2 separate regions of the Homo sapiens genome follow, and region 1 is linked to region 2. A link is a loop called in an ENCODE intact Hi-C map of the cell type or tissue named here. Cell type or tissue: OCI-LY7. All regions are shown on one strand. Each heading gives the region's core, and the rest is flanking DNA. Links, peaks and the distances in the headings are about the cores only. Region 1 has its middle 170 kb from the start of GACAT2. Region 2 has its middle 120 kb from the start of NDUFV2.

Region 1 (12,350 bases), core at 2,890-10,889, 100 kb before region 2:
ATATAAACCAAGAATGTTGGATTTTCAATACATGAGCTAGCAAAAAAGACTTCATATTTTACAAACCATCCTGCCACAGGAAAGTGGGTATTCAAATGCATAGTATCCATTATTATTAATTTAATGTATAATAGCACTTCGTTGATATTTTTTATGCATATACTACTTTACTGGGTGTTTTTATGTCAATAAAAAATTTAAGCCCCCACAAATCCTTTCTGGAACACAGTGAGAAATAAAAACATCAAATATTCATGGATTCTCATGGATTCTTTTACACCTGGAGTCCTACCATTAGATATGAGTTCTACATTTCTTTTCAAAGAATCAGTATGTCAGTATGTTTAATTCTTTGCCTTCTACTTTTAAACTTAACTTCCTCGTAAAGCAACCTTTTTCCATTACCTGCTCCACCCTGACTCATTCCGATTACCTGCTCTGTCATAACCATTTTTCCCACCAAAGCACTCACCCCATCACTGTCTTTAAATTAGCCACTTGGAATTAGTTTAGCCTGTGCAGTCTAACCCTAGCCAATAGGGGAATGACACAGCAGCAGGGGCCATGTACATCAGGGATAAGAACCCCTTTCCCTCCTTTGTCCAAGTGTGCACTCACCATTGCTCCGTCTGTAAGCGTGCACCCATCTACAGAAGTAACTTGCCTTGCTGAGAATTAAAAAGAAGATGTTATATTCGAGTGCAATTTCTTTTGTGGCACCGAAATTTTATTTATAACACTACCAACTCAGTTCTTCCCATAAAATACAATAGGGGTTGTTTCCTAAATGCCTAGTCCCCATTAATTTACCCAAATTGATCCAAGCTTTGGGAAGCCTGAAGTCCCATCTGTCTTACTACCTCTTTGTCTCCAACACATGCTGCCTGACTTATAGTAGGTGTTTGGCAGTGAATGAATGTCTGCTAAAAATAAATATATGCATACGTAAATAAGACTAACGTTATATATAAAGTTTCAGTGCCACAAAAGAAATAGCACTCAAATATAAAATTTTCTTTTAGTTCTCAGCAAGGCAAGTTACTTCTGTGGAAGGGTGCGCCCTTACAGATGGAGCAATGGTGAATGCACACTTGGACTAGGGAGGGGAAGGGGTTCTCATCCCTGATGCACGTGGCCCCTGCTGCTGTATTGTTCCCCTATTGGCTAGGGATAGACCGCACAGGCTAACCTAGTTCTGATTGGCTAATTTAAAGAGAGTGATGGTGACTGCTTTGGCGGGAAAAAAATGGTTATGCAGGGTGAAGAATGAGTCAGAGCAGAGCAGGTAGCAGGTAATCAGAATAAGTCAGGATGGAGTAGGTAATCAGAATGAGTCAGGGTGGAGTAGGTAATCGAAAAAGGTTGCTTTATGAGGAAGTTAAGTTTAAAAGTAGAAGGCAAATAATTGAACATACTGACATATTGGTTCTTTGAAGAGAAATTTAGAACTTATATCTAACAATCCTTCCTCTTGCATTTCCTTACAGATTTTTGTCATCAGACTTTTTTTTAACATGTCTTGGCTTATTTGTTCTGCTTGATTTTCCAAAAGAAGAAGCTTCTTTGGATAAGGTGAAGGATAGTTAAGGGAGGTTTTAGTAAGTGCCATTTCTATGAGCCTCTGTGCCAACTTACGGATGCACAGCATGACACAGCACCCGACAAGAATAAGTACACCTATTACAGCTGCGAGAGAAATAAGAATTGAGGCTATTATTCCTTTCCATTTACCAAACTACTTTTCTAGCCATCCTGTAAAGGGGTCATTTACCCCTGAGTTGCTGGCTAACTCATTGGATAGAGCAGTCAGACCTTGCAATGCTTTTGTTATACTTCCATTAGGGGCGGTGTTGTTTGGGATGAAGGTGCAACATTGAGTTTTAACCGTGATGCAAACTCCTCCTCTTTCTGCTGATATCATGTCTAAGGCTATCCTATTTTCGCACGCCCTCTGGCTAGTAGCACCTAATTTTACAGCTATTTCTTTAACAGCATCTCTAGTGTAGTTAATAAATCGCTGTTGGTTGTAGTAGATTTGGTTTATTCAATCTACATTTTTATTAATTGTCACCCACTGAAATATTGACTCAAATCCTGCAGCTATTTGATTTTGGGCTTTAAATTGATCTGGTATTCCCCATGGGACTCTAATTGTGTCTAAATAGACGTGAGAGTGGAAAGACCCATAAGGGGCTTCTCTAGCTTTACGATGCTTCATTTTTCCTTCCTCTGGTTGATGAAATGCCAGGGTGAAAGGGACAGCCAATTGGACTAAAGCACAAGTGTCACCCCAGTTATTTGGCAGAGTGTCCACTAAAAGTCCACCACAATACCACCACACATCTGCTCGGGGATGAACAAGGGCTGACTGATTGATAAGCTCTTGAAAATCCTTACGCTCACTGCATCCCTTCAGGTCTCCAAGGAATGCTAAGTTTTCCCCCTGTCATGAGAGACACAAAGTGAACTTAGTGTTGGGAGATGGAAGCTGGATGGCCCTCAGGGGCTGACCCGCAGGGTGCCGGACTCCGGGATATAGCAGAGAGAGAGCTTGGCATGACTTATTACTCCAGGCTGTAGAATCCTGGAAAAGAGCCACCATGCAGCCCATGCCTCTAAGGACCACCTTAGAGGAAAGGGGACAGTCTGTTCCTCTGGCCTGCCGTGTGCACAAGCATAATAACAATTGCTTTTGTTTAACGTGTGGATGGAATATTTAATCCATTCCAACCAGGCGTTTGCATCTTGGTATCTGCCTTAATTGCCAAAGTTTGTTTTAAGTCTTTAACTTCTATGATCTTCCAGTAAAATGAAGGTATGGTTTTAGGAAATTACAAAAACCAGTTGGGGCAGTCCATCCTTGCTCTTTAGTGGCCCACAGAATGTTGGACCAACTATGGCATAAAAGCACTACATCCGGGGGCAAGACTCCTGGTTGACACTGGGGTCTTTATCGATATCTCCCCAGATTAAATGGTCCTAGTTTACTAATGCCCAGTCTGAAGAGAGTCAGGAGGGACAGAGGTACTTTTCTGAAGGAGAGAGCTGTCTTTGACTTGACAAGTCCCCACAGGGTATAACAAGGCAAGTATTAAATGCAATAGTTTGAGGTGAAATTGACTTGGTTATGTTAATAACTAGGTGGTCAACAATAGAGTGAGGAAAGAAGAAAGAGTAACAGAATAAATGAAAGAGAATTAAATTGTTCTTAGCTTTAATTTGGTAGGGTTTTCCCCTGGGGCTATGGCCCACAACTCTGGAGGCGGTGGCGCTTTCTTGACTCAGGTGTTATGAGTCCATCCCTTTTTTGCTGTATGAACAGCAGTGTCAGTGGTTAGCAGCACAAGATATGGTCCTTCTCAGGCTGGCTCGAGTTTTTCTTCTTTCCACTCTTTGATGAAAACATGTTCTTCAGGCTGGTGCTGGTTTACCGGAAATTCTAGGGGTGGTACCTGTGCTAAAAGACTTTTAGTTTTGAAGGAAAGGAAAGTGGAAGATACACCAAGTATATAATTTCTAAGAAATTGACCTTTTGTTTTAATTGTAGGGACATCAGCAGTGGACTTTATAGTCCTTGGTGCCTTCTTACTGAGAAATTTCCGTTAGCACCTCTTTTTATTGGTTTTTAGACCAAAGAAAGCCAAACATTTTTATATTTGACAATTTTATATTTTATATTTGACAATGCTTCCTGTATGGTTTTCATACCAGATAAGCTATATTTCACCTTTATATTAGTGTGTTATTAATGTTAAACTTAGTTTTAATAAAACTTTGTAGACATATTTATTCACTTTTTAATGTCTGACCATAAGGTAAGATTTTTATAGACTCTTTAACCTTTTATAATTTCTGTTAAAGAGCGGGTTAGTGCTTTAAGAAAAACCTGTTGAGCTTTTATTTTAATGTCCAGTTCACAGAAAAACTGGATGATACCTCTTTAACTTTAACCAATATGTTTACACACAGAATTTCCTTTACAATTAATGTTTCAAAACTTGCTAAAACCTTTAAAACAAAATATTTTTTTAAAGTTTTTAATGTAGGTAAAAATCCACATTCTTATGCCTCCTTATAATCCTTTTACCAAAGGTATATTTTACTTACCTTATTCACCTTGCACATAAACTACTTCTTCAATATTTTTACATTGAGGAGGCCTAATTACTTTTAAATTCTACAACATTTCTTGCATAAATTCCCTTTATAACTTTTTTTTTCATGATTTTCACAGACAATTCTTTGACACGCCTCAACTTTGTGACTTGTTGCAAACATCCTTTTCTTTAAACAACCAGTTAATTTATTTTAGGATAAGAATTTACCATATAACATTATTTTTACATAAATTCTCCCCCCCACCCCACACCCCCACTTTTTTCCCCCTAAAGATGATAACCATTCTTTTCCAAAGCGAACTTCCTTCCTGTCTGTGGACTAGACTGCCTAAGGCCATAAGATTTGAAGTTAGGATAATACATGTTACACTGTTAACTTTGAGCAAACTTTACTTTTGTTGAAAACCTTGTAAGTTTTGGATTTCAATTATCCTTTGCTGTTAATAAGACTTTGTTTAGTCCAAATTTAGAATTGGTATAGATGGTTCTTTCCTGGTTCTGTAAGTACTTTAAGGCTTGGCTGAGTGGAAACAGCTCAAACCTTGGAGTAGACCAATTATCAGGCAATTTTCCTAACTCTGCTTTTACAAGAGTTTCCCTATCAATTACTGAATACCTATTGTGTCTTTTTCCCTCAGTCACCCACCCGGGAGGAACCATCTGTCCTCCCGGGAACTGTCCTAAAGGGAGTTCCTCCTAGGTCTGGTCAGACCTTTGTATGGTAATTAATTAAGATTTAGATCCCCTGTTAGGAAACCTGCTGGGTTAAGGGAATTATCAGTGGCTAATGTTAAATCATCTTTTTCTAACAGAATAGTCCCATACTTCAAGATTTTTGAGTTAGTAAGCTACATTTTTGCTTTTTTTTTTTTTTTTTTTTTGACTTAGGATGGTTCTGAACTGGGGAGTTGTGCTCACAATGAGGTTTCCTCTAAAAGCTATTTTTCTACTTTCTTCTGCTAGCAAAGCAGTTGCAGCTACAGATTAAATGCATTTGGGCCATCCACAAGTTACTGGGTTAATGATTTTTGATAGGAAGGCCTCAGTGCTTTCCGGCTATGCCCTTGTTTATACTGACAACAAGGTAGTATTGGGGTGTTATAAGCTCATGGAGAAGACCTTCAATTATCAATTACAGGTTTTAAATTTACCCTGGCTTTTAAAGGAATAGGTTACACTGTTTTCTCTTTACTACTTCTCTCTTTCTCTCTTTGACTTTCTGTCTCTTTCTCTTTCTTTGACCCCCTCTTTGTCTCTCTGTCTCTTCCTCTCTCTCTCTGCCTATCTCTCTCTTTGACTCCCTCTTTGTCTTTCTGTCTCTTCCTCTCTCTCCGCCTCTCTTTCTGTCTCTCTCTTTCTTTCTGCTCTCTCTTTCTCTTTCCCCTCTCTTTCTCTCTTTCCTCTCTACTGTTCTTTCCCTGCCTCTGCCAGCTGCTTATGCTGCTGTTCTCCTCTCTCCTTCCCTTTCCCCTAGGGGAAGGACCTGCAGTAGTGGAGCTACTCTTTCTTCCCCTAAAAAGAGGACACCCAAGATGGACATTAACTCAACCCAAGTTTACAACTGAGGTCCTAAGAATTGCTCAATTTGGTCTGCCACACCGTAAGGGTCACCTAGTAGCAGTTTAAGCTCCTTTTTAAAAAAAATTCTGGACTTCTGAACTGGTTAGGGGAGTATTTACAAAGCCAATGGCCACCCCCTCCTTGTGGTACCTCTTTCAAAGCGAAGAGCACTGGGGCTGACCTCTTAGGTACCAAGGGAAATGGGAAATCCTGAATATCTTTTTTACATTGTTCTACCTCATGCTGGAGTCCTTTTAGAGAGGGGTATTTAGGTTGGGAGAGAACAGGCTGATGGGATGGTAATTCCCAAGAGTCAGGGTTATAAGGAGGAGGGATAATGTGAGTAGAGGAGGAATTTGGAATGGGATCTGAGGCAGCAGTGGCTGTCTGAGGGGAAAAATTGGGGACACTGAATGGGGGAAGATAGTCTAGGGGATCCCATGTGCTGGAATTTTTAGGCATGAGAGCTGGCTCCTCTGACTTTTCATTTTGAGGTGCCAGATTGGGTTCTTCCCTATTTGTTTTTAAGGGAAAAAGGAGGGCAGGTCCTTGCCTCCATAGCCTAGTTCTTCTTGAGACACTGGACTTCTATCATTAACATATCAGATTAGAAACTGACACATTGCATCCTCATTCGACCTAAACTTCGGCCAGAAGATTGAGGGTTTGAGGATGGGTCCCTGAGTCCAAAGAAAACAGCAATATTTTATCATTTGTTGCTTTTTCCTATGTTTAGTCCTTTCATTAGCCTTCCAGTGTTTTAGCATGAGACCTAGGGGGCTATCCAGAGTGATATCTTTGTTACCATCTTTATCCTCCTTGCTCCCTCTCTTGCTTGGTGTATTTCCCATCTTGATGGTTTTGGGGTAAGGTTCAAGGTTCAATTTCCCCTACTGGAAATTTCTCACCTTTTGGGGTGAGGCTCAGTTTCCCCACTGGAAATTTCTTGTGTTTTGGGGTGAGGCTCAATTTCCCCACTGGAAATTTCTTGTGTTTTGGGGTGAGGCTCAATTTCCTCACTGGAAATTTCTTGCCTTTTGGGATAAGGCTCAATTTCCCCACTGGAAAGTTCTTGCCTTTATTTTTTTTTCCATGTTGCTGAGAGCTTGGGTTATTCCCATACTGAGGAATCATTTCTCACCCCTGAGGCTGCCACAAGGGGGCGGGGCGCGCCTCCTCACGAGACAGAACCAGAGACCATCCCAAGAGGGGAATGCAATCATGGGCGAGCCCCCAAATTGTTATATATAAAGTTTCAATGCCACAAAAGAAATAGCACTCAAATATAAAATTTTAATTCTCAGCGAGGCAAGTTACTTCTATAGAAGGGTGCACCCTTATAGATGGAGCAATGGTGAGCACACACTTGGACAAGGGAGGGGAAGAGGTTCTTATCCCTGACGCACGTGGCACCTGCTGCTGTGTCGTTCCCCTATTGGCTAGGGTTAGACTGCACAGGCTAAAATAATTCCGATTGGCTAATTTAAAGAGGGTGAGGGGGTGGGTGTTTTGGCAGGAAAAAATGGTTAAGCAGGGTGAAGAACGAGTCAGGGCGGAGCAGGTAGCAGGTAATCTGAATAAGTTAGAGTGGAGCAGGTGATTGGAATGAGTCAGAGTGGAGTAGATAATCAGAATGAGTCAGGGTGGAGTAAGTAATCGAAAAAAGTTGCTTTACGAGGAAGTTAAGTTTAAAAGTAGAAGGCAAAGAATTAAACATACTGACATGCTGATTCTTTGAAGAGAAAATTAGAACTTATATCTAACACTAACGTAGTTTTCTATTGAAGAACAACTTTCATGGCCTTTAAATCTTAATGTATATAAAATTTTTTATTTATTTTTTATTTTTTTAGAGACAAAGGCTTGCTGTGTCATCCAGGCTGGAGTTCAGTTGCTTGATCATAGCTTACCACAGCCTTGAACTCCTGGGCTCAAGTGATCCTTGTGCTTCAGCCTCTTGAGTAGCTGGGACTACAGGCTACACACCCGGCTAATTTTCTCATTTTTTTTTTTTTGTAGAGACAGGGTCTTACTATTTCACCCAGGCTGGTCTCAAACTCCTGGCCTCAAGTGATTCTTTCACCTTGGCTTCCCAAAGGAGGTATAAAAATTAAATAAGATGGGCTGGACACAGTGGCTCACACCTGTAATCCCAGCACCTTGGGAGGCCAAGGCAGGCAGATCACTTGAGGTCAGGAGTTTGAGACCAGCCTGACCAACATGGCAAAACCCCATCTCTACTAAAAATACAAAATTAGCCAGGCATGGTGGTGCATGCCTGTAATCCCAGCTACTCAGGAGACTGAGGCAGGGAATTGCTTGAACCTGGAAGGCAGAGGTTGCAGTGAGCCGAGATCGTGCCTTTGCACTCCAGCCTGGGCGATAAGAGTGAAACTTCATCTCAAAAAATAAATAAATAAGATGGAAAGATAGGATAAGGCAGGCATTTTGACACATGAAGCCTGATGCATATCTTCTTTATTATTATTATTATCATCATCATTATACTTTAAGTTCTAGGGCATGTGTGCACAACGTGCAGGTTTGTTACATATGTATACATGTGCCATGTTTGTGTGCTTTACCTGTTAACTCGTCATTTACATTAGGTATATCTCTTAATGCTATCCCTCCCCCCTCCCCCCACTCCACGATAGGCCCTGGTGTATGACATTCCCCACCCTGCGTCCAAGTGTTCTCATTGTTCAAATCCCACCTATGAGTGAGAACATGCGGTGTTTGGTTTTCTGTCCTTGCAATAGTTTGCTCAGAATGATGGTTTCCAGCTTCATCCATGTCCCTACAAAGGACATGAACTCATCCTTTTTTATGGCTGCATAGTATTCCATGGTGTATATGTGCCACATTTTCTTAATCCAGTCTATCGTTGTTGGACATTTGGGTTGGTTCAAGTCTTTGCTACTGTGAATAGTGCCGCAATAAACATACGTGTGCATGTGTCTTTATAGCAGCATGATTTATAATCCTTTGGGTATATATCCAGTAATGGGATGGCTGGGTCAAATGGTATTTCTAATTCTAGATCCTTGAGGAATTGCCACACTGTCTTCCACAATGGTTGAACTAGTTTACAGTCCCACCAACAGTGTAAAAGTGTTCCTATTTCTCCACATCCTCTCCAGCACCTGTTGTTTCTGGACTTTTTAATGATCGCCATTTGAACTGGTATGTGATGGTATCTCACAGTGGTTTTGATTTGCATTTCTCTGATGGCCAGTGATGAGGAACATTTTTTCATGTGTCTCTTGGCTGCATAAATGTCTTCTTTTGAGAAGTGTCTGTTCATATCCTTCACCCACTTGTTGATGGGGTTGTTTGTTTTTTTCTTGTAAATTTGTTTAAATTCTTTGTAGATTCTGGATATTCGCCCTTTGTCAGATGGGTAGATTGTAAAAATTTTCTCCCATTCTGTAGGTTGCCTGTTCACTCTGAAGGTAGTTTCTTTTGCTGTGCAGAAGCTCTTTAGTTTAATTAGATCCCATTTGTCAATTTTGGCTTTTGTTGCCATTGCTTTTGGTGTTTTAGTCATGAAGTCCTTATCCATGCCTATGTCCTGAATGGTATTGCCTAGGTTTTCTTCTAGGGTTTTTATGGTTTTAGGTCTAACATTTAAGTCTTTAATCCATCTTGAATTAATTTTTGTATAAGGTGTAAGGAAGGGATCCAGTTTCAGCTTTCTACATATGGCTAGCCAGCTTTCCCAGCACCATGTATTAAATAGGGAATCCTTTCCCCATTTCTTGTTTTTGTCACGTATGTCAAAGTCCAGATGGTTGTAGATGTGTGGTATTATTTTCAAGGGCTCTATTCTGTTCCATTTGTCAATATCTCTATTTTGGTACCAGTACCATGCTGTTTTGGTACCAGTACCATGCTGTTTTGGTTACTGTAGCCTTGTAGTATAGTTTGAAATCAGGTAGCATGATGCCTCCAGCTTTGTTCTTTTGGCTTAGGACTGACTTGGTAATGTGAGCTCTTTTTTGGTTCCATATGAACTTTAAAGTAGTTTTTTCCAATTCTGTGAAGAAAGTCATTGGTAGCTTGATGGGGATGTCATTGAATCTATAAATCACCTTGGGCAGTATGGCCATTTTCACAATATTGATTCTTCCTATCTGTGAGCATGGAATGTTCTTCCATTTGTTTGTGCCCTCTTTTATTTTGTTGAGCAGTAGTTTGTTGTTCTCCTTGAAGAGGTCCTTCACATCCCTTGTAAGTTGGATTCCTAGGTATTTTATTCTCTTTGAAGCAATTGTGAATGGGACTTCACTCATGATTTGACTCTCTGTTTGTCTGTTATTGGTGTACAGGAATGCTTGTGATTTTTGCACATTGATTTTGTATCCTGAGACTTTGCTGAAGTTGCTTATCAGCTTAAGGAGATCTTGGACTGAGATGATGGGGTTTTCTAAATATACAATCATGTCATCTGCAAACAGGGACAATTTGACTTTCTCTTTTCCTAATTGAATACCCTTTCTTTCTTTCTCTTGCCTGATTGCCCTGGCCAGAACTTCCAACACTATGTCGAATAGGAGTGGTGAGAGAGGGCATCCCTGTCTTGTGCCAGTTTTCAAAGGGAGCACTTCCAGTTTTTGCCCATTCAGTATGATATTGGCTGTGGGTTTGTCATAAATAGCTCTCATTATTTTGAGATAAGTCCCATGAATACCTAGTTTATTGAGAGTTTTTAGCCTGAAGAGCTGTTGAAATTTGTCAAAAGCCTTTTCTGCATCTATTGAGATAATCATGTGGTTTTTGTCTTTGGTTCTGTTTATATGATGGATTACGTTTATTGATTTGTGTATGTTGAACCAGCCTTGCATCCCAGGGATGAAGCCAACTTGATCATGGTGGATAAGCTTTATGATGTGCTGCTGGATTCAGTTTGCCAGTATTTTATTGAGGATTTTTGTATCGATGTTCGTCAGGGATATTGGTCTAAAATTCTCTTTTTTTGTTGTGTCTCTGCCAGGCTTTGGTATCAGGATGACGTTGACCTCATAAAAAGAATTAGGGAGGATTCCCTCTTTTCCTGTTGATTGAAATAGTTTCAGAAGGAATGGTACCAGCTCCTCCTTGTATCTCTGGTAGAATTCAGCTTTGAATCCGCCTGGTCTTGGACTTTTTTTGGTTGATAGGCTATTAATTATTGCCTCAATTTTAGAACCTTTTATTGGTCTATTCAGGGATTCAACTTCTTCCTGGTTTAGTCTTGGGAGGGTGTATGTGTCAAGGAATTTATCCATTTCTTCTAGATTTTCTAGTTTATTTGCGTATAGGTGTTTATAGCATTCTCTGATGGTAGTTAGTATTTCTGTGAGATCGGTGGTGATATCCCCTTTATCATTTTTTATTGCATCTATTTGATTCTTCTCTCTTTTCTTCTTTATTAGGCCATTAGCAAGCTAGAGGCCTATCAATTTTGTTGATCTTTTCAAAAAACCAGCTCCTGGATTCATTGATTTTTTGAAGGTTTTTTGTGTCTCTATTTCCTTCAGTTCTGCTCTGATCTTAGTTATTTCTTGCCTTCTGCTAGCTTTTGAATGTGTTTGCTCTTGCTTCTCTAGTTCTTTTAATTGTGATGTTAGGGTGTCAATTTTAGATCTTTCATACTTTCTCTTGTGGGCATTCAGTACTATAAATTTCCATCTACACACTGCTTTAAATGTGCCCCAGAGATTCTGGTATGTTGTGTCTTTGTTCTCATTGGTTTCAAAGAACATCTTTTTTCCTGCCTTCATTTCGTTATGTACCCAGTAGTCATTCAGGAGCAGGTTGTTCAGTTTCCATGTAGTTGAGTGGTTTTGATTGAGTTTCTTAATCCTGAGTTCTAGTTTGATTGCACTGTGGTCTGAGAGGCAGTTTGTTATAACTTCCGTTCTTTTACATTTGCTGAGGAGTGCTTTACTTCCAACTATGTGGTCAATTTTAGAATAAGTGTGATGTGGTGTTGAGAAGAATGTATATTCTGTTGATTTGGGGTGGAGAGTTCTGTAGATGTCTATTAGGTCCACTTGGTGCAGAGCTGAGTTCAATTCCTGGATATCCTTGTTAACTTTCTGTCTCGTTGATCTGTGTAATGTTGACAGTGGGGTGTTAAAGTCTCCCATTATTATTGTGTGAGAGTCTAAGTCACTTTGTCAGTCTCTAAGGACTTGCTTTATGAATCTGGGTGCTCCTGTATTGGGTGCATATATATTTAGGATAGTTAGCTCTTCTTGTTGAATTGATCCCTTTATCATTATGTAATGGCCTTCTTTGTCTCTTTTGATTTTTGTTGGTTTAAAGTCTGTTTTATCAGAGACTAGAATTGCAACCCCTGCCTTTGTTTTCCATTTGGTTGGTAGATCTTCCTCCATCCCTTTATTTTGAGCCTATACGTGTCTCTGCATGTGAGATGGGTCTCCTGAATACAGCACACTGATGGGTCTTGACTCGTTATCCAATTTGCCAGTCTGTGTCTTTTAATTGGAGAATTTAGCCCATTTACATTTAAGGTTAATATTGTTATGTGTGAATTTGATCCTGTCATTATGATGTTAGCTGGTTATTTTGCTTGTTAGTTGCTGCAGTTTCTTCCTAGCATTGATGGTCTTTACAATTTGGCATGTTTTTGCAGTGGCTGGTACCAGTTGTTCCTTTCCATGT
Region 2 (12,350 bases), core at 2,523-10,522:
AAGGCTGGAGCAGGAGGATTGCTTGAGCCCAGGCGTCTGAGACCAGCCTCGGCAACATAGTGAGACCCCATCTCTGAAAAAAAAATTGTTTTAATTACCCAAGCATGGTGGCACATATCTGTGGTCCCAGCTACTCAGGAGGCTGAGGTAAGAGGATCACTTGAGCATAGGTGTTCAAGACCAGCCTGCGCAACATAGCGAGACCCTATCTCTACAAAAATAAAAATTAAAAAATTAGCTGGGTTTGGTGGCTCACACCTGTAGTCTCAGCAGCCCAGGAGGCTGCAGCAGGGGGATTGCCTGAGCCTAGGAGTTGGAAGCTGCAGTGACTATGATCTTGTCACTGCACTCCAGCCTGGGCAACAGAGCAGAGATCCTGTCAAAAAAAAAAAAAAAAAAGTCACCCCTTACTGCAGAATCAGTCTCAAGTTTGGGGGTCCCAAAGCTACCTGCACTTCTGACCAACTGGCCACAAATTCGGGGTTTGCATGACTCCTTCAGTTTCAATAATTCACTAGAATGACTCAAAGTGCTGTACTTAGGATTACAGTTTTATTATAAAGGATACGAGTCAGGACCAGCATATAAATAGATGCCCAGGATGAGGTCTGGAGGGTCCTGAATGCACAGCTGCCATGCCCTCTTCCCACAGCATCAGAGCACATTACCCTCCTGGCACACTGATGTGTTTACCAACACCCAGGGGGATCATCAGGTGTCTGGAGCTTTGAATGGGTTTCATTTGGTAGGTGTGACTGACTGAATCATTGACCATGTTATAGAACTCCATCTCTAGCATCCCTCTCCAGGGGTCAGGAGGTTGGGCCTGTATTAAGTGACTCAAAGCCCCAACTCTCTAATCACAGGACTGGCTTTTCCACAAGACTGGCCCCATCCTGAGTCACCTTGTTAGCATAAACTCTGCTGTGGTCCAAGGGCCCACCATGAATAACAGATACTCTTATCACTCGGATTCAGACGCCATGTTCCCGGAACCTAAAACAAAAACTAGACACATTCTTTATTATACAACACAATGACAACAGTGGATATTCATTGTTGGTTTTCTAGATGTTAAACTCTGTGCTGAGCACTTTATATACATCTCATTTGATCCTCAGGAGATCCTGAGAACATGTGCCCAAGGTGGCCGGGTGTGGCCAACTGCTTGGTTTTACACATTTTAGGGAGGTATAAGATATCAATCAATATATGTAAGATGTACATTGGTTCAACCCAAAAAGGTGGGACAACTCAAAGGTGGGGGCATCCAGGTCTTAGGTAGATTCCTTATTTTCTTATTGGCAATTGGTTGAGTTTATCTAAAGACCTGTAATCAACAGAAGGGAGGGTCTGGGTTAAGAGAAGTGTTGTGGAAACCAAGGTTCTTGTTATGTAGATGAAGCCTCCAGGTAGCAGGCTTCAGAGGGAGTAGGTTGTAAATGTTTATTGTCAGCCTTAAAAAGGTGCTGGACTCTTAGTGAATTCTCTCCTGGGTCAGGAAAAAGACTTAGAAAGGGAAAGAGATCCTCTACTGAATGTAGATTTTCCCCAGAGACAGCTTTGCAAGGCCATTTCAAAATATGTCAAAGAAATGTATTTTGGGGTAAAATACTTTGATTTCTATCAGGGCCTACTATCTGTCATGTTGGTATCTTATTGCTACAAAGAGTCTGTTTTGGCAGTCTCAATGTCTCTGTTAATGTTAATGCTGTTGGTCAGCTATGCCTGAATTCCAAAGGGAAGAAGGTGTAATGAGGAGTGTCTGACCCCCCTTCTCATCATGGCCTGTTTCAGGTTTACTTTAGAAAGCCTTTGGCCAAGAGGAGGGGTCCATTCATTTGGTTGGGGGGCACTTAGAATTTTACTTTTGGCTTGCAAATAATACTGTGTGTTGGACACATGATTATCCCCATTTTACAGGTGACAAAACTGAGGCACAGAGAAAGGAAATAACTTCCTTGAATTCTCACGGCTGCCACAGCTGGTTAGTGGCAGAGCAGAGATTTGAACTCATATCTGTAATGTGTACTACCAAGTCCCTCCAGCCCCTCTAGAACCTACTGTAAAAAAGGAGAAACCAAGAAGATAGCCATTTTTGCTATAGAAGAACAACACAGATCTAACATGAGGACCCAGGCTTACTTAGCATTCTTGGGGGACAAAACAATCTATGTCCTGCCCTAGAGTGAAAGTATTCAGCCTTTAGAGTCAGAGGGGCTGCTTTGAATACGGGCCTTTCTAATTAGTTGAGTGGTGTTGGAGGGAGAAAAAAGTACTAAACTCTTTATAAAAATGTATAAAGATATGCAAAATCTTTATAAATTAAACAGAGACTCTGCTAACATCTACTCACAAGTTTGGTCTGAGGAATAAAGGAGATAATTTATTTGAAAGTGAAAATCACTCTTCCCGTGTAAGGCTTTTTTGCCTCACTCAACCCGTCCCTGTCCTTTCACCATCAGAATGATCTGCTCTCCACCTGATCTACTATCTATTTATTCCTTACATCTCACATGATGCCCTTAAGCCTCTCTGATTGCCTTGGATCATATTTTTGTTCCTTAGCTTGATTGTTTTTATACCGTTCACATGGACCATTACTTCAGCTTCAGGAAACACCTGCTTTGCAAAGCATTTACTAAGCACCTGACGGTGCATGCCACTGCACAAGGAGCATGGCCGAGGGGCCATGAGGAGCTGCAGCAGTGTAGTGGGAAGGGCCTGGAGCCTGGCCTCTGCAGAACTGAGTTCTGGCCCCCGTTCTGCCTCTTCCTCGCATTGTTACCTTAGGAAATACACTTAACTCTCCTGCATCTCAGGCTATCATTTGTAAAATAGCTCAATAATTGTACCTGACCTGCCCAACCCCATGGGCGGTGGGAGAGTTGTATGGGAGACTATATGTGGAATTTTTTTGAAGCTAACTATATGAGTAGAGAACTCTATGACTAGAGGGAATAATTATGTAAGACAGCATTGAAGCAGACATAGACTCCCACATACAGAGAAAAATAATTCTAGAACAACCCTATAGAAGGCGCAGACAGAAAAATAGCACAGGACGTGCAGGCAGATAAATGTGTTCAAACCACAGAGTCAGGTTCATTTTGGAAGGCAGTTGGCAGGGAGGTCTGGAGAAGAGGTGAGAGATTGTTTACAAACGTGACTGGGACTGGGAGCAGAAGCATACATAAAGCCAGTGGCAGTGTGGAAAAATCCAGTGCTAAAAAGGAGAAATGCCCATAAGTGGGTCTTGAAAATTACAATGTGATTCCCTAGGTGGCACCAACGCATTCCACAGTGACACTCAAGAAGCTCAACTCTTCTTGTCTATGGGTTTTGCCACGTTGCCCAGGATGATCTTGAACTCCTGGGCTCAAGCGATCACCCTGCCTGGGACTCCCAAAGCACTGGGATTACAGGTATGAGCCACCTTGCTGGCCAAGCTTAACTCTTGTAATGAGTATGGTTATCTGTGGCCATAAGCAATGGAAAACACCTCCATGTAAGGTGGGTGGAAGGAAATCCAAAGCTGCTTGGTGACTTCATTCAGAGGAAGGCCACATGGGTTGCTTCAACTGCATAGAATCTCCAAACACTATTTTCTGACAGGATACAGAAGAAGTAAATTGAATATCTTTCTTTCTTTAAAAAAAGAAAGAAAGAGAGAGAGAGAAAGAAAAGAAAAATTGAGGGCTTTGAGGGCTTTTGGTGACAGCTTTGAAAATAAATAAAATGTAAAAGCTTTTAAAAAACTTTAAGCTTTGAGAGAGATACGACTGTGACCTGAGTCACATAGTATGTGCTTGCAATTTCTGTTTCTTAGATTATAGAGGAACTCTCTTCTTCATTGTTCTTGTTCTGTAAATGACTAAGAGAGAACAGAGACCAGACCTCCCCTGCTTCTAATCACTGTTCTTCATTATAGATTAACTGCCACCTTTATTATCTTGTACCCAACTCAGACCAAGTGGTGCAAAAGACCCCTGACTATTACATCTGCACTGTGGAATGTTAAATATACCTTTCCCAAAAAGAAAAAAAAATTACCTTGCCAAATCGGATTATTGTAACTATGCAATAAGCCTTACATAGAAAGATAGTGAAATTCTATTAAGCTTCCCTAAACTTTGACCATATAAATGATCCCAAACTTCTATACTTTGGAACACTCACTCCCATTCTTTGGAATCTGTGCTTCATGAGTGGCTGTCCTCAAACTCTGTGCTCAAAACTAGATTCTGACCCTTTTGATTATTTTAGGTTATTTTTACTTATTTTATCTAAGTTGGTGCTAAAGTGCAAAATCTTACCTTGGCTACTTTTGTTTATTCATTTAACAAATGTTTGTTCAGTGCCTACTGTGTGTGTAATCTATGCCTTTGAGATACCCCAGTGAGCCGACAAAAATCCCTGCCCCTGTAGAGCAGGTGGATTCTCGCTGGGGAACATGGAAGAGGCAGAGAGACTGACTGCATGCAATAAACTAATCAACAAGGAAGTTAAAGAAGAAAGGAGACGTGATCAATGCTACTCAGAAAAGAAGAGGATCACCTGAAGGGAATTAGAAGTTCAGGGTGGGACAGTTGGAATTTTCAATTCTGGAGTCATCTCGAGCACGATACTTAACCTCACTAGGCCTCCTTTCCTTTTCCATAATAGGAAATGAATACCCGCCTCAGGGCCACAGCCATAATGGGACAAAGTGCTCAGTACAGCACCTGATTCAGATGAACACCCACAGAGTCACCACCGTCACTGTTACTCACCCGAGTTTTGTCCATTGGACCACTGTACACAGAGAAAAAGAAAGTTGGTAATTGTGTGGTTTACGGAGTTTAAACAACCTCTTCCACCAGAGCCACTGAGCCTAAATCTACTTTAACAAGGAGCAAAGGATATTTTGATCCACAGCAAGAGAAAAGGTTTTCAAAGCAAATACCCTTGAGATAGAAAACAAAGATTCCACTCCAGTTCATTTACTTGCAACAACAGCGGTTGGAGGAGGGTAAAACCAGGCTGAGAAGAAGAAAGAGCACAGGAGGCCCCAGGGCAAGAGGAGGAGGTGAATCCCAGCAGGGGATGGAAAGATGGGAAGAAAAGGCCAAACCATTCGCTGGCTTTCTGACTTTATTTCCAAATGCCCTGCCGGAGATGTGCTCATTAATGGTTTGTTTGAACAGGCCACGTCTACCCAATGGACCCAGACTAAAAGGAACAGGACAGAACTGAGGGAACCTCAGTTAAGGTCAAGTGCCTGCTTAGTCTCATGGACTGTACAGAGAGTAGGAGAAACAGCTTGCCTTGGAGACAGCCTAGGAGCAGAAATAATAAGGAACTAATCATCCATGCTTCGTCGGCAGTAGTAGAAAGCAAACAATTCATCAGTGGCCCCAACTATCTCTTGCCCAGACCAGTTTATGCCTTACAGAACCCCCTCATACCCCCATCAATTCAGGCTAGCATTACTTTGTTTTTGTTTTTTGAGACAGAGTCTCACTCTGTCACCCAGACTGGAGTGCAGTTGGTGCGATTCGGCTCACTGTAACCTCTGCCACCCGGGTTCAAGCGATTCTTGTGCCTCAGCCTCTCGAGTAGCTGGGATTACAGGCATGCACCGCCACACCTGGTTAATTTTTGTATTTGTAGTAGAGACGGGGTTTCACCATGTTAGCCAGGGTGGTCTCGAACCCCTGGCCTCAAGTGATCCGCCTGCCTCAGCCTCCAAAAGTGCTGGGATTACAGGCGTGAGCCACCGCACCCAGGCAGGCTAGCATTGATTTTTGTTCCAATAGCTACTTAGGCTCACTGTTAATGTGGCTTTTGTTGCTTTTTACTGGCTGTTTGCTTCTCATAAGTACCATAGAGGACTTTCTATGTGCTTGTATAATAAATCTTATAAATCCAGTCTAAAAAAATTATGTTTTTTATAGTTTGCCTTGGTAATTCCTAGGCCTGGGAGGGGGACCAGATATATCAGGTGCCCCATGAGAAACCTCTCCTGGGGCAGTACCAGGTACTAGGGAACATGATAAACAGATGCAGACTCAAAGGGTAGCTTCCCTTGTCTGTACAGTAGCTTAATGATGAAGGTGGCTGAGTGGCAGTTCTACCTGGTTCCAGGAACCTCCTCAGCTAGACTTGTTTTTGTTTCTGTTTTGAGACAGAGTCTCATTCTGTCGTCCAGACTGTAGTGCAGTGGTGTGATCTCAGCCCACTGCAACTACCATCTCCTGGGTTCAAACGATTCTCCTGCCTCAGCCTCCTGAGTAGCTGGGATTACAGGTGCCCACCAGCAAACCTGGCTAATTTTTGTATTTTTAGTAGAGACGGGGTTTCGCCATGTTGGTCAGGCTGGTCTCGAACTCCTGATCTCAAGTAATCCACTTACCTTGACTTCCCAAAGTGCTGGATTACAGGCATGAGCCACTGCGCCCGGCCTCAGCTAGATCTTTAAGGCAACGGTTCCCCACCTTTTCAAGTATGAGATGCCATTGTAACATTAGAAAACTTCATAGGTCTCATTAACAGTGCCTGTATCATTCATTTTAAAAATCCTTATTGTCAAGTGACATTTTTTTTTCTTTTGAGTCAGAGTCTCACTCTGTTGCCCAGGCCGGAGTGTACTGATGTGATCGACAAGTGACATTTTAAAATGAATGTTGTGTTTTACAGATGGCAACAGCGCCCTCACATGCTATGTACAATTCAGCCTACGGACGTACTTGGTGGCATTTCAGCGTGATGAGCCTTACAGGGGTTTTCAGACACAGACTTTACTAAGAACAACATGTGGATGGTTTTAAAAGAACTATTGGAATGAGCAGACTACAATTTTCCAACAGTTACTTTCAACACAAATGCATGTGGAAAGCTGAAATCATATGCATCTGTGGTTAGATTCTGGCCTTAACCCTGTGCTGACCTTGAGCTTCCCCGTAATTGTTGGGCTCTTTCTTTGCCTCCAGGCTGAACCATCTGCTGCTTTCTCCCACTACCAGGAACGAAGGGACCTAAGCTCCAATGTGCTCATCCTGGAACACCCAGGCACTTTGCATTTCTCAAAGTTCAGTTCCCCAAGCGCAAGTTTTCTGCTCTGCTGGACAGAACGGCAGCATTTCAATCATTCTCAGGCTTGCTCTGCTCCTGTTCCTACTTGTCCAGGTCCATAAACCCAGGACTCACAGGAAGGGCCCTTCCCCTGGGAGCCGCGTTCAGAGGACAGTGCCTATGGCAGGAGGGAGTGGTCTATGAGCCCCTGGGGCTGGAAGATTCCCCTCCATTCTTCAGTGGCATTTCCCTTGGCACTTGTTTCCTGCTCTCACTACAGACACCTGAACCCTGAAGCTTAACCCCACCTTGAAGCTAGGGCATGGTTACCTAACGTAGGCCTCCCTCCTGTGAAGGCAGGTCTGAGAGGCCATCTGCAGAGAGGCAGGGTTATTCCTGAGGGGTGGGGAGACCATTGCAGAGACTCCAGCTGCTGCCTGACAGTTTCTGAGATGCCTGCCAAGGAAAAAGGAGAATTCTGGTTAGAAGGGAGCTAAAAACTCTGGGGAAGTATTTCAATATCTAATTGAGAGAGAGGCTGAGATGGCAGCTAGGACCACTGTGGAGACAATCTCAGACAATCTCAAGGAGCTTCAACCAAAGCAACCAATGACAGGGGGAGTTCAGATTTCTCTCTTAAATTCTGCAAGGGAGGCCAGTGTGGTGTCTCACACCTGTAATCCCAACACTTTGAGAGGCCAAGGCAGGAGGATCACTTGAGGCCAGGAGTTTAAGACCAGCCTGGGCAATGTAGCAAGTCCCTGTCTCTACAAAAAAAAAAAATTTAGCCAGCGTGGTGGCAAACACCTGTAGTCCCAGCTATTTGGGAGGCTGAGGCAGGAGGATCACTTGAGCCCAAGAGTTCTAGGCTGCAGTGAGCTATGTTCACACCACTGCACTTCAGCCGGGGTGACAGAGCAAGATCTTCTCTCTAAAAAATAAAATAAAAAATAAAAACAAAGCTGCAAGGGGAAGGGGAAGAAGCAGATACTGAGACTTCTCCCAACAAGAGGATAAGCCCCAAAGAAAGACATTTTCTTGAAGGCAAAGTTCAGCTCCTTCATCACGCATCTTTAGTGCTGTGAGCTTTTGTGCTGTTGGCCCTTAGGACCAAGGAGGCAACATGAGTCCAGATCCAGTAGAGCTACTAGTGATGGGCCTGAAGGGAGGGGAGTCTAGACCTGTCCTCCTTATTATTATAAAATTTTAGCCTAATCAGCTTCTGGGAAGCAGTCTAATTAAAAGTGGAAAGAAGCTGAAAGTGGCAGCTAGTCAGCTCCGTGTACAAATCCCAACTCCATGTCTTCTTAGTTGTTGGACCAGCCCAGGCAAGCCCCTGAATCTCCTTATGTCTCAATTTCCTCATCTGTAAAAATACTAGTCACAGCAGACCTCCTTTATAGGGTCGTTGTGGCCCAAGGGCTTGCAATAAATTTGGTATCTAATTTTGGAGTGATTTGGGGCTGCAGTTTAACAAGATTGATTCCAAATGTAGCACAAAGTCGGCTCTCAATCAACATTAATGGAATGAATTACTCTCAATAATAAATACTTCAAGAGAGGTAGCTGGAAAAAAATGTTCATGACTGATAAATTGTGTGCAGGGTGAGTTTTACAAGGGAATGCTGATACTTTATGAGTTGAGATGGCACTGAGTCTTAAATAGAGAAAACATTTCGGAAGAGAAATAAATACAATTGGCTTTCCAGAACTGCATTCCACATCTGTAGATTCAACCAACGGTGCATCAAAAATATTCTAAAAAAATAGATGGTTGTGATATATAGACTTTTTTCCTTATCGTTTTCCCCTAAACAATACAACAACTTTTTTTTTTTTTTTTTTTTTTTTTTGAGACGGAGTCTCGCTCTGTCACCCAGGCTGGAGTGCAGTAGCATGATCTCGGCTCACTGCAAGCTCCACCTCCCGGGTACACGCCATTCTCCTGCCTCAGCCACCTGAGTAGCTGGGACTACAGGCGCCCGCCACCATGCCCGGCTAATTTTTTGTATTTTTTTTTTAGTAGAGACGGGGTTTCACCGTGTTAGCCAGGATGGTCTCGATCTCCTGACCTCGTGATCCACCCGCCTCAGCCTCCCAAAGTGGTGGGATTACAGGCATGAGCCACCGTGCCCGGCCTACAACTATTTACATAGCATTTACATTGTATTTGGTATTGTAAGTAATCTAGAGATGATTTTGATTTAAGTACACTAAAGAATTGTATAGGTTACAGGCAAATACTGTGCTATTTTACATAGGGATTTTGTTATCCTCAGGCACCCTGGAACCAATCCCCCACAGATACCAGGGGACAACTGTATATGGTTCTGCAGAAGTGGCCTTGACATCAAGATACCTAAATTCTAATCCTGATTCTGCTATTAATTTGTTTTGTGGCATCAAACAAGCTGACTTCAGACTCACTGTTTTTTCATTTGAAAAGCGAAGTTAGGCCAGATTATATCCAAGGTTCATTTCTATTCAGACAGTGGATAATTCTGTAACAGTCTCTGGAACTTCTGCAAGAGATGCTACTTGTAAAGCAAGGCAAAAGTGGTTTTAAGGGGGAAAAAAAAGATCTACGTCTATTACAATACATGCCTCATTTTTACCAGGATAAAAACCACTACAAACATCATCCTCATCATTACTATTTACCTACTGTTGACTGTGTGCTAGACTCCACACTAGAGCATGTTAGACATATGATCTCATTCAGTCCTCTCAACAATTCTCAGCATTTCACAAGATTCATTCTGAAAAGAAAAGATTTGGCCATGTGCGGTAGCTCACACCTGTAATCCCAGCACTTTGGGAGACCAAAATGGGAGGATTGCTTGAGCCCAGGAGTTCAAGACCAGCCTGAGCAACATGGAGAAACCTCGTCTCTACTGAAAATACATAAATTAGCCAGGCATGGCAGTGCATGCTGTGGTCCCAGCTACTCGGGAAGCTGAGATGGGAGGATCACTTGAGCCAGGGAGGTAAAGGCTGCAGTGAGCCATGATCACGCCACTGCACTCCAGCCTGGGCGACAGTGCAAGACTCTGTCTCGAGAAAGAAAAAAAAGGAAGAAATTTACATTCCCTCTAAAAAAGGAATTGGATCATTATGGACTGCGTGACTTAAAGCTACCATTTATTAGTAGTCTTCTACGTGCCAGGTACTTTACATACTTTTTTCCTAATCTTCAAACAACTCTGCAAAGTAGGCAGTACAGGTCCTGTCTTAGCCTTCTATTGCTATGTAACAAATCATCACAAACCTGGTGGCTTAAAACAGGACCCGTTTATTATCTCACGGTTTCCATGGGTCAAGGAGTCCAGCATGGCTCAGCTGGGTCCCTTGCTCAGTGTCTCTTAAGGCTGAGACACCAGCAAGGTGTCAGCTGGGCTGTAATCTCATCTCATCTCATGTCACTGAAGTCTTCGTCCAAGCCCACTAGTGGCTGGCTCCAGAGATGGCTTGCCCCCGCTACAATGGCAGCCAACGTTCCCGACGGGTATAGGACTGAGGTTCCTGCTTTCTTGCTGGTTGTCAGCTGGGGCTGCTCTAAGCTCCTAGAGGCTGCCTATCATTCTCTGCTGTGTGGTTTTCTCCACAGCAAGGCAGTTTGCTTCTTCAGTCCTAGTACTTTGGGAGGCTGAGGGAGAAGGGTCGTTTGAGATCAGGAGTTTGAGAGCAGCCTGGGCAACATAGTGAGACCCCATCTCTAAATAAATAAATAAATAAGTGCCATCAGGAGAATATTCCTGACTCCCATTTGTCTGTGACTTCTGGACCCTCTTTCAAAGACTCACCTGACTAGGCCAGGTCCACCCAGGATAACCTCCCCTTCATTAACTCAGAACCAACTCATTGGATACTCTAATGGCAGAATCCCTTCACCTTGGCCATACAATGAAAGATAATCATGGCTGTGATGTCCCACCATATTCACAGGTCCCATCACCCTCACGGCAGGCGGTTATCCAGGGCGTGTATACCAGGTGAAAGGCCTAGGACTCTGTCCACCACAAGCCCTGCTTTATAAGTCATGAGTTACCTGTCTAAAGTCCCATGGGTGACAGATAGTGACACTGGACCTTCCCTCAAGCAAAGCGTCCTGAGCCCACCTTGGGGAGAAATAACCCTCTCTGGACAAGTCCAAGTTTATTCTTACACATCACAGCTCTGTTCTAACAGCAAACTTCACAATCTTAAAATGAACCCTTTCTGAGGTCTTCTGGAGCACCTGCATTTCCTGAGTACTTTACTACATGTCAAATTCACTGCGGCTCAATCCAGACCCAGATTCCCCTAGGAGTGCCCCCTCGGTGCACGTCAACCAACTCTGAGCCTGTGCCATCAATTACCCAGAAACCAGCTGACAAAAATGACTAATAACGGCATGCACACAAGGGAACAGTTCTCCTGACTCGATTCTATTTCCTCTCTCTCTGCCCCCACTCTGTCTTTGCCCAGGCATCACACCATTGCTCACAAAGCTTCGCCACCTGGACAGTTTCCCACTCAGCTTGTGATAATCCTTCTCTTGCCTGGCCTGGGCCTCACCCAGATTAAGCACTCAAGAAAAATCTTGGATTGAACTCTTCTTGCTTGGTAATAAGCACATTTTAGACTACCTTTATCTTTTCCCCCAAAGTTTCAAGTGCTCGGGGTGCTTAACTGATGTTTGATGTGTGCAGAGCTGTGTGCATTTAGTCCCTCAGTTTCTCCCCAGGTGAGCCTGCAGAGAGAGTGTCTCTACTCATTGGCTCAGACACTTCCCTCTTTTCTCTACCCAGGTAGCAACATGCTGAGCTTTTCCTACTCTAGAGAGCACAGTGCAAGAAACTCCAGTCTGTCAGGCACCTACTAAATGTCATATCCGTATACGTGCAATGATCTATCACCTTTTATAGTTGTAGAATCTGAGGCTCAGAGAGATCAGATAGCTTGTCTGAGGTCATACTGCTGTTGGTATTGCAGCTAGGAGTTGAACTCAAGACTGTGTTTTGGCAAAGCTGTCCTCTTTCCATACTTACTGTTAAACGTTTTGTTGTGTTTTCTTAAACCAAGTATAGTCCCAACAACTTTGAACAGCGTTTGGTAGGTAAAAGCTTTAAGGGGATCTTTTAGGGTGTTAATGAGACTTCTTAACAGATATGCATTTCTCAAACGTGACAACGTAACATTCATATTAAATGTAAAGCTTGGTATTTCTATAGAATTTTTCATACATTTCTGCATCTTAGTGCATGTATTTGCCTGAGATATATTAGTCTTTCAGGAAATATTTGAAGACAGAAAGG

What was found. Hi-C counts contacts between places; a loop is a spot of excess contacts. Peaks named below come from ENCODE experiments on the same cell type or tissue, not always from the same donor. Only the 100,000 strongest peaks of a DNase experiment are listed, where the experiment ranks them.
Region 1: a loop joins it to region 2, with 7 times the contacts of the local background. A loop is called at or near these places in 11 of 110 quality-filtered maps.

Annotation. Positions count from the first base shown.
Region 1 is chr18:8,875,877-8,888,226 of GRCh38, forward strand. No RefSeq gene overlaps it. Among named protein-coding and RNA genes, the nearest start is that of GACAT2, 170 kb to the left of the region's middle. In OCI-LY7, for the core only: a CTCF peak has its summit at 6,839 (motif pointing right); a DNase peak (open chromatin) is centred at 6,885.
Region 2 is chr18:8,975,953-8,988,302 of GRCh38, forward strand. No RefSeq gene overlaps it. Among named protein-coding and RNA genes, the nearest start is that of NDUFV2, 120 kb to the right of the region's middle. RefSeq lists an enhancer at 1,156-1,687. In OCI-LY7, for the core only: CTCF peaks have their summits at 3,319, 6,710 and 6,915; DNase peaks (open chromatin) are centred at 2,649, 3,532, 6,110 and 6,699; H3K4me3 peaks cover 591 bases; H3K27ac peaks cover 1,748 bases.